Linked DNA regions of Homo sapiens: region 1 is linked to region 2. A link is a contact called in ENCODE Hi-C data. All regions are on one chromosome and are shown on one strand. Each heading gives the region's core, a stretch centred on a gene start or an enhancer-like site at or near the end of the contact. The rest is flanking DNA. Distances are from core to core; before and after follow the strand shown.

The links. A loop is a pair of places that touch in the nucleus more often than their neighbours do. Pooled maps may share reads with other maps.
Region 1: a loop to region 2 is called in a pooled map, with 4 times the contacts of the local background. The contact joins the promoter of C14orf93 here to the promoter of CCNB1IP1 in region 2. A Hi-C loop is called at or near these places in 1 of 168 maps with a recorded cell type or tissue (HepG2), 1 of 37 single-sample maps with no recorded cell type and 2 of 50 pooled maps.

Annotation. Positions count from the first base shown.
Region 1 is chr14:23,008,050-23,012,386 of GRCh38, reverse strand. It overlaps C14orf93 (chromosome 14 open reading frame 93), which reads left to right and starts at 2,244. Exons shown (of 7, transcript NM_021944.4): 1 at 2,244-2,286. It overlaps LOC124903286 (a long non-coding RNA gene), which reads right to left. Exons shown (of 2, transcript XR_007064075.1): 2 at 3,403-4,337. RefSeq lists a silencer at 1,906-2,255 and an enhancer at 3,883-4,337.
Region 2 is chr14:20,330,402-20,334,561 of GRCh38, reverse strand. It overlaps CCNB1IP1 (cyclin B1 interacting protein 1), which reads left to right and starts at 1,283. Exons shown (of 7, transcript NM_021178.5): 1 at 1,283-1,308. RefSeq lists an enhancer at 1,204-1,513.

The DNA.
Region 1 (4,337 bases), core at 995-3,494, 2.7 Mb before region 2:
GGTTCAAGCAATTCTCCTACCTCAGCCTCCCAAGTAGCTGGGACTACAGGTGCGCATTACGATGCCCAGCTAACTTTTTGTATTTTTAGCAGAGACGGGGTTTCACCATGTTGGTCAGTCTGGTCTCGAACTCCTGACCTCGTGATCCGCCTGCCTGGACGACAGAGAAAGACTCTGTCTCGAAAAATAAAAAATAAAAAAAAAAAATAATAATAATAATACCTAAATTGATGCACATAAAGTGTTCAGAACAGTTACTTCCTGCACAATAAGTGTTCACAAATTGCTACTTACTATAGAAGGGAAATTCTTGTGAGATGTGAGTTTCAGAATCTGTGTTTTAGCTAGAAAAGAAATTCACTTATTTGATCATAAATGATTTTTGGCCCGGCATGGTGGCTCACGCCTGTAATCCCAGCACTTTGGGAGGCTGAGGCTGGTGGATCACGAGGTCAAGAGATCCAGACCATCCTGACTAACACGGTGAAACCCCGTCTCTACTAAAAATACAAAAAATTAGCCAGACTTGGTGGCGGGCGCCTGTAGTCCCAGCTACTCGGGAGGCTGGGGCAGGAGAATGGCGTGAACCTGGGAGGTGGAGCTTGCAGTGAGCCGAGATCGGGCCACTGCACTCCAGCCTGGGCGACAGAGCGAGACTCCAGCTCAAAAATAAATATAAATAAATAAATGATTTTTTTGGTCAGTGTTTACTAAATATCTACAATTATGCCAGCTACTGCAGTAAGAATCAAACAGTTCCTGGATGGAAAAACAATTTTAAGATATGATCACTGACCTCAAACAGTTTACTGGAGTGAAATTACTAAAATATGTGAATCAAGGTAGAGTTACGTGCCGCTAACTGGAGTACACATGAAATTCATGTTGATGGGAGCGGAGAGAAGGAAGTAAGCAGTCTGTGCTGAAAGAGAATGGATAAAAATTGACCAGTCAGGGAAGGGGAGACGCATAATTCAGGCCAAAAAAAAAAAAAAAAGCCACTTGAGTAAAGGAATAATACAAGATTGATAAGACGAGCGTAGAGGGAACTAAGAACAAATATGTGCCCAGGCGCGGTGGCTCACGCCTGTAATCCCAGCACTTTGGGAGGCCAAGGCGGGAGGATAACTTGAGGTCAAGAGCTCAAAACCAGCCTGGCCAACATGGTGAAACCCCGTCACTACTTAAAAAAAAAAAATAGCCGGGCGTGGTGGCATATATCCGTAATCCCAGCTACTCGGGAGGCTGAGGCAGGAGAATCGCTTGAGCCTCGGAGGTGGGGGTTGCAGTGAGCCGAGATCACATCACTGAAAAAAAAAAAAAAAAGGCAGGGTGGGCACATCACCTCAAGTCAGGAGTTCAGGACCAGCCTGGCCAACATGGCGAAACCCTGTCTCTACCAAAAACAAAAAAAATTAGCTGGGTGCAGTGGCGCACGCCTGTAGTCCCAGCTTCTTGGGAGGCTGAGGCAGGAGAATCGCTTGGGCGGGGTGGGGGTGGGGGTGGGGGTGGGGGCGGAGGGGCGGAGTTTACAGTGAGCGAAGATCATACCACTGCACTCCAGCCTGGGTGACAGAGCGAGACTCTGTCTAAATAAATAAATAAATAACAAATAGGTGGGTGGGACCAGATTATGGGTGGCTTAAAATCCAGGTATACCAGCTGTCTTCCTGGAAATAAAGAGGAGCCACTTTAGTTTTGAGAATGTGGTCTGAGCCAGGTAGATAAACTGGGAGCTCGGGCTGAAGTGTAAGACTTCAGAAAGATGTTCCATACGTGAATGTTCATTTAAACGTGGGGGTGTTAAGCAACACACGTGACCCAGAGACATTTCACCTGGAAACCGGAGTAGGGCCCACGCACCAAGTCCCTGATGTTTAATTGCAGTCTAGAATGTTACTGACTAGTTCACTCAATTTAACAAAGTGTCCGGAGGTCGCTCACTGGATTGTTATGCTGGTGACTGGGCCTTGTTTCACTGAGAAAAAAAGATGGGAAAGGGTGACAGGACGGTGAGAAAGTGAAAGGGAGAGAGGTGGGAAAGGGGTCTGCCAAGGTCCAGGCGAGGTTGGGGGTCGGGGGTCCGGCGGCCCTCAGGGCCCCCCCCGCCCCCAACTCCGGGGTTGGCGCCTCGGGCGCGGCGCGTGTGCTTGCGGGCGGGGCGCCCCGCGGCCGCGGACGGCCAATCCGGGAGGGCGTCCGGGGAGGGGCGGGGCTTGCCGGCTCGGGCTCCGCGAGTCCTCCTTTTTGCACACACACGAATACAAAGAGCCATACGACCTTCGGGTATCCTTTTTCCATTTTTTTTCCTCCTTAATCTTGTGTGTGTTTTCAAATTTTTTAAAAATAGAGATCTGTAGCAGTGTTGGGGTGAGGAAACTGTTGCTAAGGGGAATTTGCTCTTTCCCCCATTTCTTTTTCTGTCTCTCTTCCTCTTTCTTTTTCCTGGTCAAGGTTTTAAATATACCAAGAAGTTGAGAAGCAGGATGGCCGTGTACAACCGTTTCCGGCCAAATTTATAGTTTTTTTTTCTTTTTTTTAAATCACATTTTAAGAACTGGTAGATTTTTGTGGTTGAGGGACTTTAAAAATTTAGCCGCTTGGGAAGTACAGAATTTTTTAAGCGGGCTGAAGGGATAATGTAAATTTCTGCCACAGGCAACATCGAAGGAAGCAGAGAGATTTGAGGCTCCCTCATAAAGCCGTTTGCGTGCTTTTTACACACCCACCCCCCCAGAACCAAAACCAAGTGGCTGGGATGTGGCACTTGTCCAAGGCCAATAAGTTAATATTGGGATATTATAATGGAGACATTCATTTCCCTAGGGAAGGGGGAAAGACCTTAATTACAGTGTGTCTTTCACACACATTTTCATTAGAACATTTGTGTGTGTGTGTGTGTGTTTCTTGAAACAAATTTGTAAAGTTATAACTTGGGGTTATTTGTGTATATGTACAATATGTGTGTATATGTGCCATATCAGATTTTATTTTCAAAAGTGATAAATATATCTGGTTTTATGTGTGCAAAGTATCCCCTAGGATGTGAATTTTTTTCCGTTGTCTTCCCAAATGTGATCAAAATATTTTGTGTGCAAAGCAGAGCTTAGAAGAAATCCTATGCTTAGCATACTTAGGCACTTTCTATGTGCATTTACTATATTTTTCTGCTCCTAAAGGATCAGAATAATGAATAATTAAATAATTGCCAAGGAGTATATAGTCCATGTGGCAAATGAGAGTAGGCAATTTATTGAATCTGTGGTTCAAAGCCTTCAGTGACTGTTTTGCCTAAGTGGTTTTGCTTTTTATTGTCTCACGTTCTTAAGTGTACAGCTGTGTATATTTTGGCCTTTATGTGTGGTTTGGTTGGTGTGTTCAGAAGGGAAGTTCTTTCTTGGCTTTTTGACAAAATGGTCGTTTATTGGTTGGAATATTCGAAAAGCTCCACAGCTGGCAAAGTATCAGGAAAAAAATCCAGTCAAGTGTAATTCTCAAAAACTGTTCATGGTGATGGTGATGGGGAGCCAAGAGGATGCAAAGGCAAATAATAGAAGGGATAAGAAATGCCTTTTGGTTATCATGTTGCATTTTTAGAATGGAAAGCTTCTCATTTCTAAGAGTCACAGAAAAAAGTATATGAATTAGAGAAAAACAGGCTCGCAGAGCAGAACCTCCTGTTATAGGAGCCCTATTTTCACTTCATTCTGTTACAGAATCACTATCTCCTCATTAGAAGTTGTATGGAAAATATCTGTATCCAAATTTGTATTCGCAGATTGGAGTGAAAGCATAGGAGGTATATGAGGTGCTGAGGGAGAAACTGGAATGTCACAAATGCAGTGACAACCAGGAGACAAAAAAAAAAATCTACTGTAGAATTTAAATTTCATTACAACAAAACTTCTGTATAATAATGCATTTCTATTACACAGCTAGCATCCTACTCTATTTCAAGCAGTATTTGACTCCTAAATACTGACTGCAATAAAGTTACTTGTACAAATTTATAACAAAAGTGGCCCTGTTTGGGCTTTCTGGGTTTCTTACTTGTGCTGAGTGTATTTTTATTCTCTAACAATTCAAGTCAGACCAGTGCTTAATAAATACTGGCTCGACTGTGGATTATTCCACAATTTCAGACCTGCATTTCTTTGAAATCTAGTCACATTTTAGTGATCTTTGTGATCACAACAGTGATGGGAGTTTTTTTTTTTTTTTTTTTTTTTTTTGAAACGGAGTTTCGCTCTTGTTGCCCAGGCTGCAGTGGCAATGGTGCGATCTTGGCTCACTGCAACCTTCGCCTCCTGGGTTCAAGCGATTCTCCTGTCTCGGCC
Region 2 (4,160 bases), core at 34-2,533:
GTATCATTTCTCCATATAACTTGAATCTTTATACTTCAAACATTTGCACATTACATGTATATTTGTACATATAACACATACTTGTATATATATTCCCTATTACTATAATAGTATTTATTAAGAATAATGATGAATATTGTGCCGGGGAGTCCTCTAATTATGGCTTAAAAAGAAATCTTTCAGCTTGGGCAACATGGCGAAACCCCATCTCTACAAAAAAATACAAAAATTAGCTGGGTGTGATGGTGCACGCCTGTAGTCCCAGCTACTTACTGAGGCAGGAGATCGCTTGAACCTGGGAGGTCAAGGCTACAGTGAGTCGAGATTTCACCACTGCACTCCAGCCTGGGACACGAAGTGAGACCCTGTTTCAAAAAAAAAAAAAATTTAACAGAGTAAGAACCTATACTTTAACTGGAGGGCGATGTGAGGAGTCAAAATAATTGATTAATCAATTATGTCCTCAGCATTGAAAGTCATTGTTTTTGTCTGGAGATGTGTAAAACGTACACTTTGATCTCCAGTTGTTTATAGTCTACTTGGGAATATAAATCTAACAAGAAATATGTAATAACAATAATAACAGCTAACATTGTTGAGTACTGTGTACCGGGCATTGTACTGAGTACATTATATAAATTATTTTACTTAATCCTCATAACCATCAGAGTAGGAAGATTTCATCTTTTTTCCCTCTTTTTATAGTTGGAACTGAGGCTTAGATGTGTGCAAATAAGTGGCAAGGTTCAGATTCAAAATCAGCTAAATTTTATTTGAAGCCTAAAACACTTAACCCACCTACCTTTTATCTACTAAGCCTGTTAGTTCAAAGATTACCTGAAGGTAAATTTTATCAGGCCAGCTTTGGATCTGGGGGGAAAAAATGAAGGTAAATTTTAACTTGAATCGATCTAGACTGTTTATAATGGAATCTGTTGCCTAGCATAAGTTAAGCATGTTGAGGTCACAAAGGATAAGAAATTACCCTTAAGGGATGAAAATTCTTTAGAATAGAATGCAGTAGGCCCACGCAAACAACAACGTGTATAAATAGCTTAAATTAGCCTGTTTTTGCCTAAGTACATTAACTCAAAAGGAAACTCGGTTTAAGAAGTTCACTCCAAAAATAGTGCAAGAAGCATCACTGGTCCATAAAGAGGGGTGGAGTGGGTTACGTCATTTCAGCACCTTTTAAGGTAAAGGAGGAGGGAATCCTCTTGAACTCATTAGCCAATCAGGTTCTGAAGACACTTCCCAAGGCGACTTCCTGTCTCTCCACTTTCTTTCCCTCTCCGTTTTGGTGGGCTGGTGAGTGTGCGCTTAATTTTGCTCTCTAATTGTTTTGAATTTCTCTTCCATTTGAGTTATATACCCAGGTGGCAGGCCTTTATTTCAAGTCGGCATAGGAGTGTGTGTGAGTCGCAAGGAGATTAATTTCGGCTGTGTGGAGGTTGGGAGAAGGCAGTGAAATGCTCTTCCTGGCTTGTTTCCACGTGGGCCTCTGCAGTACTGGGTTTGCCTTCCGTCTCCGAGTCCTGGTGACCCAGGAACAATAGACTGTGCTTCATGTGCACAGTGCGTGTGTTCTTGGAAAACGCCGGCTTCATTTTGCTTGGCGGGAAAGATATTATCATCCTAATGCTGTTTTGATTTATATCTCCCTGGGTGAGGTCAGATTTCGGGAGAAGGCGTTCAGCTCAGTAGAGTTTAATTCTCCGGTGAGTGTCTAGAGGGCCCAGGTCCTTACTGGGTTTGTGGAAGCTGCAGCGTACCTTGTCTTTCTCCTGGCCTTCGCTCAGATCATTTCGGCTTTCTTGGTGAACCTGGGCAGCAAACTCTGAAGACAGATAAGCCTTAAAAGGAGCTCCTAATTTTTAATGTTGCCACTGTGGTGATTGTGTCCTTAAAAGCTATGGAAAAAGATTAGGGACCTTAGTTCAGGGCAAGCCTCTAGATTTAAATTCCAGCGCCACAGTTTACAGCTCTGGTGACCTTGGGAGAAGCAGTGAGCCATTCCGAGGCTTAGCTTTCCAAGATCAGATAAAATATATAAAAACTAGGCTCTAGTTGGTGTGTAATAAATGTTAGGTACCTTTAGAAGTAAGCAGTACTTATTTATTTACAGCAAGTATTTTGGATATCTGTTTTCTCATAAAAAGTTTGCTTAGTGACCTTCAATGTCATTTCACTGAATTCCTTTCTTTTGGTACATGTTAATTTTAATGTGATGTTTGTGTTGGATATTCTTATAGGCAGAAAGTGTGAGAAAGACAAATAATAAACCAGTTAATCGAATGTAGTAATAGGTATTTGTAGGCCTCCCATAATTTTTATAATTCTCAAGCATTGTTAAAATTTATTTTTTGGGGCATGGCGGCGCATGCCTGTAATCCCAGCTACTCGGGAGGCTGAGGCAGGAGAATCGCTTGAACCCGGGAGGTGGAGGTTGCGGTGAGCCGAGATCGCGCCATTGCACTCCAGCCTGGGCAACAAGAGCGAAACTCTGTCTCAAAAAAAAAAAAAAAAAAAAAAAAATATATATATATATATATATATGTATACACATCATATATATATATATTTTTGAATAGGTAATACATTCACATGGTTCAAAATTCAAAAGATATCAAAGTTTCTTATCCCCTTCCCTAAGCCATCCAATTCCTCTCCCTCATAACAGTGTTACTAAGATATTTTATGCATATAAGCAAATATGTGTAGGTATCCTTCCCTTTTACTATACCTACTCTACTATGTGTCTTACTTTTTCCACTTAAGTTCCATGAGTAGAGTGTTCACATTCTTCATAATGGTAACATAGTATTCTTTAAAAATTATTTTTTTTAAAAAATATATTTTTTCAGTAGGTTTTCAGGGTATAATGGTAACTCAGTATTCTAATTTATGTACCTACTATAATTTATTTAGCTTTTATCAGTAGGTATTCAGATAGTTTATGATCTTGATATTTCCCCCTCAAATGAATAACCTTGTAAATCAGTCAGTTGGCATAAAGGCATTTCAATTGGGTTTTGGTATATTCTTGTTTAAAAGGACTCTAGATATTTTGCAGTGCTTCCTATTTATATTTATTTTGTACACGGTGGTGATTAGAAACCAATCAATACTCTAAACTTGATTGAGCAATAAAGGATTTTCTACCGAAAGGAAAATCATCTTGATGGCTTTTATGTGAATATATCTTTGCCCACTTTGGTTTGAGTGGGGATGGTTTATCTTGTTATGAGCATGTGTTTAATGCTGGGAAGGAGTGACAGCAGTGGCCCAGAACAACCAAGTCATCTTTGTATTCACAGGGGCAGAAAGGGCATGCTTTCAGTGTTTACTTAGAAAATGTGTGCTGGATATGCCCCTGAACTCATGGTGTTGAGGGCATATTTTAGTATTAAGTTAGGAAAAGCTGAAATGTATTTTAGGATGTAAACATGCAAAATAAAAAAGGAAGCCTTTGGGAATTTCTCCAAAGCTGTTTTAGTCTTAAGAGGCTTAGTTCCGGTTTTTTAGGTGGAAGTTTTGTGAGTTGGGAAAACATTACATTCTTTCCAATGGAAGCATGCTTTTGTTAATAAGACTTCATAATACATTGGAGTCTTCATTGTTAAGTAGGAAATGAGGGGAAGGGGGAAGCAAACCTGTGTCTTTTTTGCTTGAAGGACAATATGGCCGGGCGCGGTGGCTCACGCCTGTAACCCCAACACTTTGGGAGGCCGAGGAGGGTGGATCACCTGAGGTCGGGAGTTCGAGACCAACCTGATCAACATGGAGAAACCCCGTCTCTACTAAAAATACAAAATTAGCCGGGCGTGTTGGTGCATGCCTGTAATCCCAGCTACTCGGGAGGCTGAGGCAGGAGAATCGCTTGAACCCGGGAGGTGGAGGTTGTGGTGAGCCGAGATCGCGCCATTGCACTCCAGTCTGGGCAACAAGAGTGAAAAAAAAAAAGGACACAATATCTTGGAGTTGGAAGGGCCCTTATGAGTACTATATGAGTGACCTTTCTGGCTTCTGGGTTATTGTGAGAAGTGTGACTTTTTGTTGTTAAATTTGTTTTTATTGTAGATTCACGGGGTACATGTGCAGGTTTGTTTCAGGGTATATTGCATGATGCTGAGGTTTGGGCTTCTATTGATCCTGCCATC